Linked DNA regions of Homo sapiens: region 2 is linked to region 1. The links are chromatin contacts, found by Hi-C or POLR2A ChIA-PET in ENCODE. All regions are on one chromosome and are shown on one strand. Each heading gives the region's core, a stretch centred on a gene start or an enhancer-like site at or near the end of the contact. The rest is flanking DNA. Distances are from core to core; before and after follow the strand shown. Region 1 holds the start of FEZF1 (FEZ family zinc finger 1). Region 2 holds the start of TMEM229A (transmembrane protein 229A).

The links. A loop is a pair of places that touch in the nucleus more often than their neighbours do. ChIA-PET counts read pairs that join two places held with the same protein, here RNA polymerase II (POLR2A). Pooled maps may share reads with other maps.
Region 2: a map of A673 shows a loop between it and region 1 (11-fold over the local background). The contact joins the promoter of TMEM229A here to the promoter of FEZF1 in region 1. A Hi-C loop is called at or near these places in 1 of 168 maps with a recorded cell type or tissue (A673) and 5 of 50 pooled maps. POLR2A ChIA-PET finds 5 or more read pairs at or near these places in 1 of 52 experiments (A673).

The regions. Positions count from the first base shown.
Region 1 is chr7:122,303,500-122,306,086 of GRCh38, forward strand. FEZF1 (FEZ family zinc finger 1) reads right to left here and starts at 1,251. Exons shown (of 4, transcript NM_001024613.4): 1 at 138-1,251. The coding sequence starts at 938. FEZF1-AS1 (FEZF1 antisense RNA 1) reads left to right here and starts at 159. Exons shown (of 7, transcript NR_036484.1): 1 at 159-769; 2 at 1,074-1,244; 3 at 1,789-2,587.
Region 2 is chr7:124,031,789-124,034,375 of GRCh38, forward strand. It overlaps TMEM229A (transmembrane protein 229A), which reads right to left and starts at 1,279. Exons shown (of 1, transcript NM_001136002.2): 1 at 1-1,279. The coding sequence starts at 1,215. The coding sequence ends at 73.

The DNA.
Region 1 (2,587 bases), core at 1-2,500:
AGGAAGGAAGGAAGGAAGGAAGGAAGGAAGGAAGGAAGGAGGGAGGGAAGGAAGGAGGGAAGGAGGGAGGGAGGGAGGGAAGGAAGGAAGGAAGGAAGGGAGGGAAGGAAAGGATCTCCGTTTTGCATTGTACTTGCCTTTCCACACACTTCGCAAGTGAAAACTTTGGGCTTGGCATTAGGAGAGCCTCGGCTGAAATCCGAGGTTTTGAACGCGATTTTTTCCGACAGAAGCTGGGCGCTTTCTTTCATGTAATGCTGCAGCTGAGCCTGGGACAGGTCTTTGAAAGCTACTCCAGAAGGGTATTTCTCCACCGCCGGGACCACCAGTTTATTCCTTTCGGCTAAATACGTTTTTGGCTGCGGGTGCAAAGGGGAACTGAGGAAGTAGGAGGCCACCGGGTGGATGTTCACGCCGGCTGCCGGGTGGCATGGGCCGTCACCTCGGTTCAGGTAGCACAAGGCGCCCATGGCGTGGAATGAAGAGTGGTTGACCACACGCGGCCTTACCAGCTTGTACTGCTGCAGCGGCAGCGCGTCGCGGGCCAGGTCGCCCTTGAGACTCAGTGCGCAGTTGAGCAGGTCGCTGCAGCTGAATGCGGGAGCCGAGGGCACCGCCGCGGGCGCCGCCGGGGCCTCCAGACTGGCCTTCCGCGGCTCGGAGCCCGTCACTCCTGCCTTGGGGCTCGTGTCGTAGGCCACAGGCACGAAGGGGATCATGCAGGGGATCGACGAGTTGAGATGCAGAGAGTGCTTGGGTTCCCCCTTGGGTAAGGCTCCCTGCAGGAAGTGGGGGACTGGCAGGGCCTTGGGCTCTGGGGTGCGCGCCATGATTCGTTCAATGGAGAAAGCCAAGGGTTTGGACGTGCTCATCATGTTGCCCCGAGCTGGAGCAGTCGCTAACATTTTGGTAGTCGCGTTGTGGCAGCTACTGTCCATGTCTGAGTCGCCAGCGTCCGTCAGCCGGGGCTGGGTTGCGCCGTCCGTTGCCTTGTTCCCTGCTTGTCACAGACCTGCGGAGAGGGGGACGGGCACCATCACCACCAGTAGCCTCCTCCTCCTCCTCCTCCCCAGCATCACCAGCCGAACCTGCCTGCCCAGCCCAATGGACTCCTGCCAGCCCATCGCAGAGTTCTTGGCGCACCAATGACTCGGGGACAATCACTACTTATTTCTATCAATAGAAAGTGTTGTGTCAATAACGCAGCCAAGATCTCGCCAATCGTTAACTTCCAAGAGGAGAAGGTAAACTAGATAATTGCTCAATTCGCTTCCAACAGTCAACAGGAAAACTTTTTTTTTTTTCATCTGCAGTCAGTAACTACTTTTCATTGGTGAGTGAGGTTCCCCGCCCAGAAAAGGCGGGGGCGCTTTCACCCGCTTGGCGCGCCCTCCCCTCTGCGCACACACTCTGCCGCGCACACTTCACTACCCTCCGCACCCCCCCATCCCCACCCCCCTTTTGCTTCCTCTGCCTTTCTAATTCTCAATCTGCTTAACCAGGCTTTAGAGGCCAAGCAAATCTGAGATCAATTTTCTCGTTTAGCTCTAAGTGACATCATCTAAAATCATTGTGCAAGGGCTAAATAAGGAAACGGAGTCTAATTCAGGGGCAAACGCCAGGCTATATTTATCAAACGCCAAGCTCCAGAAAGCCTCGGCTAGGAAGCCTCGGCAGTGAAATCCGAGGTTTCGCTGCTTGGTTCCACTGGGCCTGGGTGGGCCGGGCTGGGCCGGGCTGGGCCGGGTCAGATCTGTGCCACCTCCGCAGACCTATTTCTTCCTCCAGGGCTCGGGGTTGCCCGCTCCCGGAATCCCGGAGTCTCCGCGGCCCGAACCGAGTCTGGACCATTTAGAAGACGCCGGCAGGTAACTGGCCTCCCCAAACGCCCCGAAAATTAAAAGCCTTAGGAGGCTTGTTCTGTGTTTGTGGTTTTGTAAAGGCAATGCCCGCGGCAATAGGCCTGGGAAAGTCGCACTTTCATCCACAAAGTTGAGGAGTTGCAAGGAATAATTGGGTGTCACACCACAAGCAACCTTGACTCGATCGGACCCCACCCAGGATACACACAGACGCGCGCGCGCGCACGCTTCCGAGTTTCCATTGAGAGTCTGGAAAGAGCATTTCTTTCTTAAGTACCTGCGCTCAGCTAGAGCTCTCCCGGAGCATTTTAAATACTGAATGCCGAGCGGAGAAGGGAAACAGAGTGTATTAATCCCCACTCCGGTTGCCGGTGTCTGCAAGCCTCCTCTAAGCAGCGCAGGCGGCAGCCTGGATGTCTGTGCGCATCAAGGAGACTTGCCGGCGCCAGAGTTGTGTCCACAGGTGCACTTGTGCCTCCCAAAGAGCGCGCGTAGAGACCATTTCCCCTGCAACGCCCCCCAGCCGAACACCCGCCGGGTGTGGCACCTCGGCCGAAACTCCTGGGGCGGCGCGGTGGAGCGTGTGGAGGTTTCCGGGAAGACGCCTACGGCTGCGGCTCCGACTGTGCGGGCTCCCGCCGCCCAGGCAAGAGCGTCCAGGAGCGCGCTGGAAGCTGCGGCGCGCACCTTCCCCGGCGCAGTCTCTTGCCAGCCGGCGATCACGC
Region 2 (2,587 bases), core at 29-2,528, 1.7 Mb after region 1:
TGTGTAAAAATAAATCGCATCCATTCGTGGGAATCCAGTGACTTTTTCCTTTTCTTTCTTTCTTTTTTGGTTTTAGTTAGCTGGTACGTACTGCACCCTCCACAACACGTTGGAAATTAGGTCCTGGTACACACTAAGGAATATCCAGCCAGGTAAATACATCAGGGTGATGAGGCCCATAAAATTGAGCGGGTAGTGAGAATAGTCCCAGGAACAAGCCCCGCACGTGCGGAGTCCCAGACCCCAGGACAGCTCCCACACGTAGATGAAGATCACGTAGATGGGCACCCGCTTCCAAGTGCCCCAACCGCGGCTGTAGTGGAGGTGGAAGTAGAGCTTTTCCACCACGAAACTGCAGCTGCCGTACATAAAGAAGGACCAGAGCGACGTGTGGCCGCTGGTTGTCCCGTCCCCCTGCCCCAGTACGTTGAAGAAGAAGGTGAAGAAGATCTCATCCAGAAAGCCGTGCATTCCGAAGAAAAGAAAGCGGGGTAGGTCGGGCAGCCCCTGGCTGGGGGCTCCCCCGGCGCCCCTGGGGCCACGGGGTCGTCGCCGCCGGGCTCCGGCCGCAGTAGGGACCCGGGCGCCGGGAGGGACGGGGAGCGCGCCCCTCCGCTGCTGCTGCTGCTGCTGCTGCTGCTGTTGCTGCTGCCGCCGCCTCTGTCGCCCGTACCGCAAGCGCAGGAAGCGCTTCAGGAACACTTGGCAGTGGTAGAGCGCCAGCACGTACTGCAGCGCCAGGTCCAGCGCCCCTGGCGCCACCGCGACCCCCGCCCCGCCGCCCAGGCTGAGTAGTAGCGCCTGGCCCGCTAGGGTCTGCAGCCCCACGTGGGCCGAGGGGTAGAGGAGGAAATTGAAGACGAAGGCGTTGGGACAGCGCCGCTGCTGCAGGTACACCTTCTCCAGGGCGAAATGGGTGAGCGAGTGCAGCAGGCAGCGGTAGGGCGAGGAGAAGCCTAGCATCCGCAGGTCCGGGCTGCGGGCGAAGCGCCGGGCCGAGGACACCAGCACGTCCAGGGTGATCCCGTGCATCCCGTAGAAGTAGAGGCGCATCCAGGCGGGCAGCGTGGCGCTCTCAGCCGGCGCTTCAGCAGTGGACAGCGGCTCCGGGCAGCCGGCTGCCGCCTCGCTTCCTGGCCCGCCAGGGGCCCCCGGACGCCGCGCCGCGCCGCCCCTCCGTGCGGGGCCCTCGCTGTCCACGTCGCTCCCCGCCATGGGCTCGGAGGCTGTCCGAACGCCCGAGGCTGCACCGCCGCCGCTGCCGGGTGCGCGGAGCTGCAGGGCCGAGCGGCCGAGCCCCGCGCCGCCTCCTGGCCGCTGCCGGCCCCCGGGGGGCGCGCAGGGAGCTCCGTCCCGGCCGCGGTCCCGCGGCAGCGGGGGCTGATGCACTCAGGGGACTCGCGGGCCGCCCGGCTAGCGGAATCCCCCCGCCGTGGCCCCGCTGCGCCCTCCCTTCCAGTCCCGGGCGAGGTGCCGCCCGCCCGCGCCCGCTCTAGCTCTCACCCTGCGCGGCCTAACGGGCACCGCGGCCCAGCCAGGGGAGGCGGCGCCGGGGCTGTGAGGGGAAATGCAGAAGCTTGTGGAAGCCCCATCCCCTCCGCTGCTTAGCCCCGCGCCTCCGCTGCAGGCTCTGGGAACGTAACGCGAGCAGCGGCGGCCCTGCCCCCGCCCTGCCAATGCCCCTCTCCGCCTGCCTCGACCTCTCCCGCCTTCTCAGGCCGCCCCCACGCGCCCGCCCGCCGCACCGAGTCCCACAGGGTCTGCTCGGGAAGGCCCGGCCCTGCTTCTTCCTCCCGGTGCGCCCACTCAACACAGGGGCTCCGGTCGTGCGGGGGGCGCTTGCTGGGCGGAGGCACTGAGTGGAGAAACACCTAACAGGTGTGACTGCAAGTTGATGGGCATTCCCTGCATCGCGGCAATCAGGGCCAGGGCCTGGCTGGCGGAGACGAATGGCTGAGTGCCACGGGCTGGAGGCTGGGCTCAAGACCAAAATATGGTGCTGTATACTTAATGTTCTTATTCAAAGCCAGCTGTGTCCCAGTCATAGAGAATAAACTCGAGACTCCACGCCTGCCCGCCCCTGCGTTACCCTCCATCTAAATTGCTGCCGCGGGGCCTGATCCACTTTTCCAATCTATTTCTTGGCCCATCTACTTTTCTGGGTTTACTCAAGGCCAAGGACAGAGATTCGATGTCCCCCAGAATTTGTGAAATGATTTCAGGCCAGTTGGGTTGGGTTGGGGTGTGGAGAAGAGGAAATGCTTTGTTCTAGCTACTGTGGGGTCTCAGGTGGAGAATAGTACCTCGTCCTGGCACACCCCGCTGCTGGGTTCTTCTTTTGGCAGAACTAGGTCATCCCAGAAATGGAGAGTGACATAAAGGGCCAGGGTTTATCTTTTTCTATCTTTTCCCTCCCTCCCTTCACCTCTCCCCTCTTCTCCCTTCCCTCATTCCCTACTTCCTCCCCTCCCCTCCCCTCCCCTCCAATCCCTCCCTCCCTCTCTCTCTCCCTTCCTCCCTCTTTATCTCCTTCCTTCCTTCCTTCCTTCCTTCCTTCCTTCCTTCCTTCCTTCCTTGGTTGAGAGAG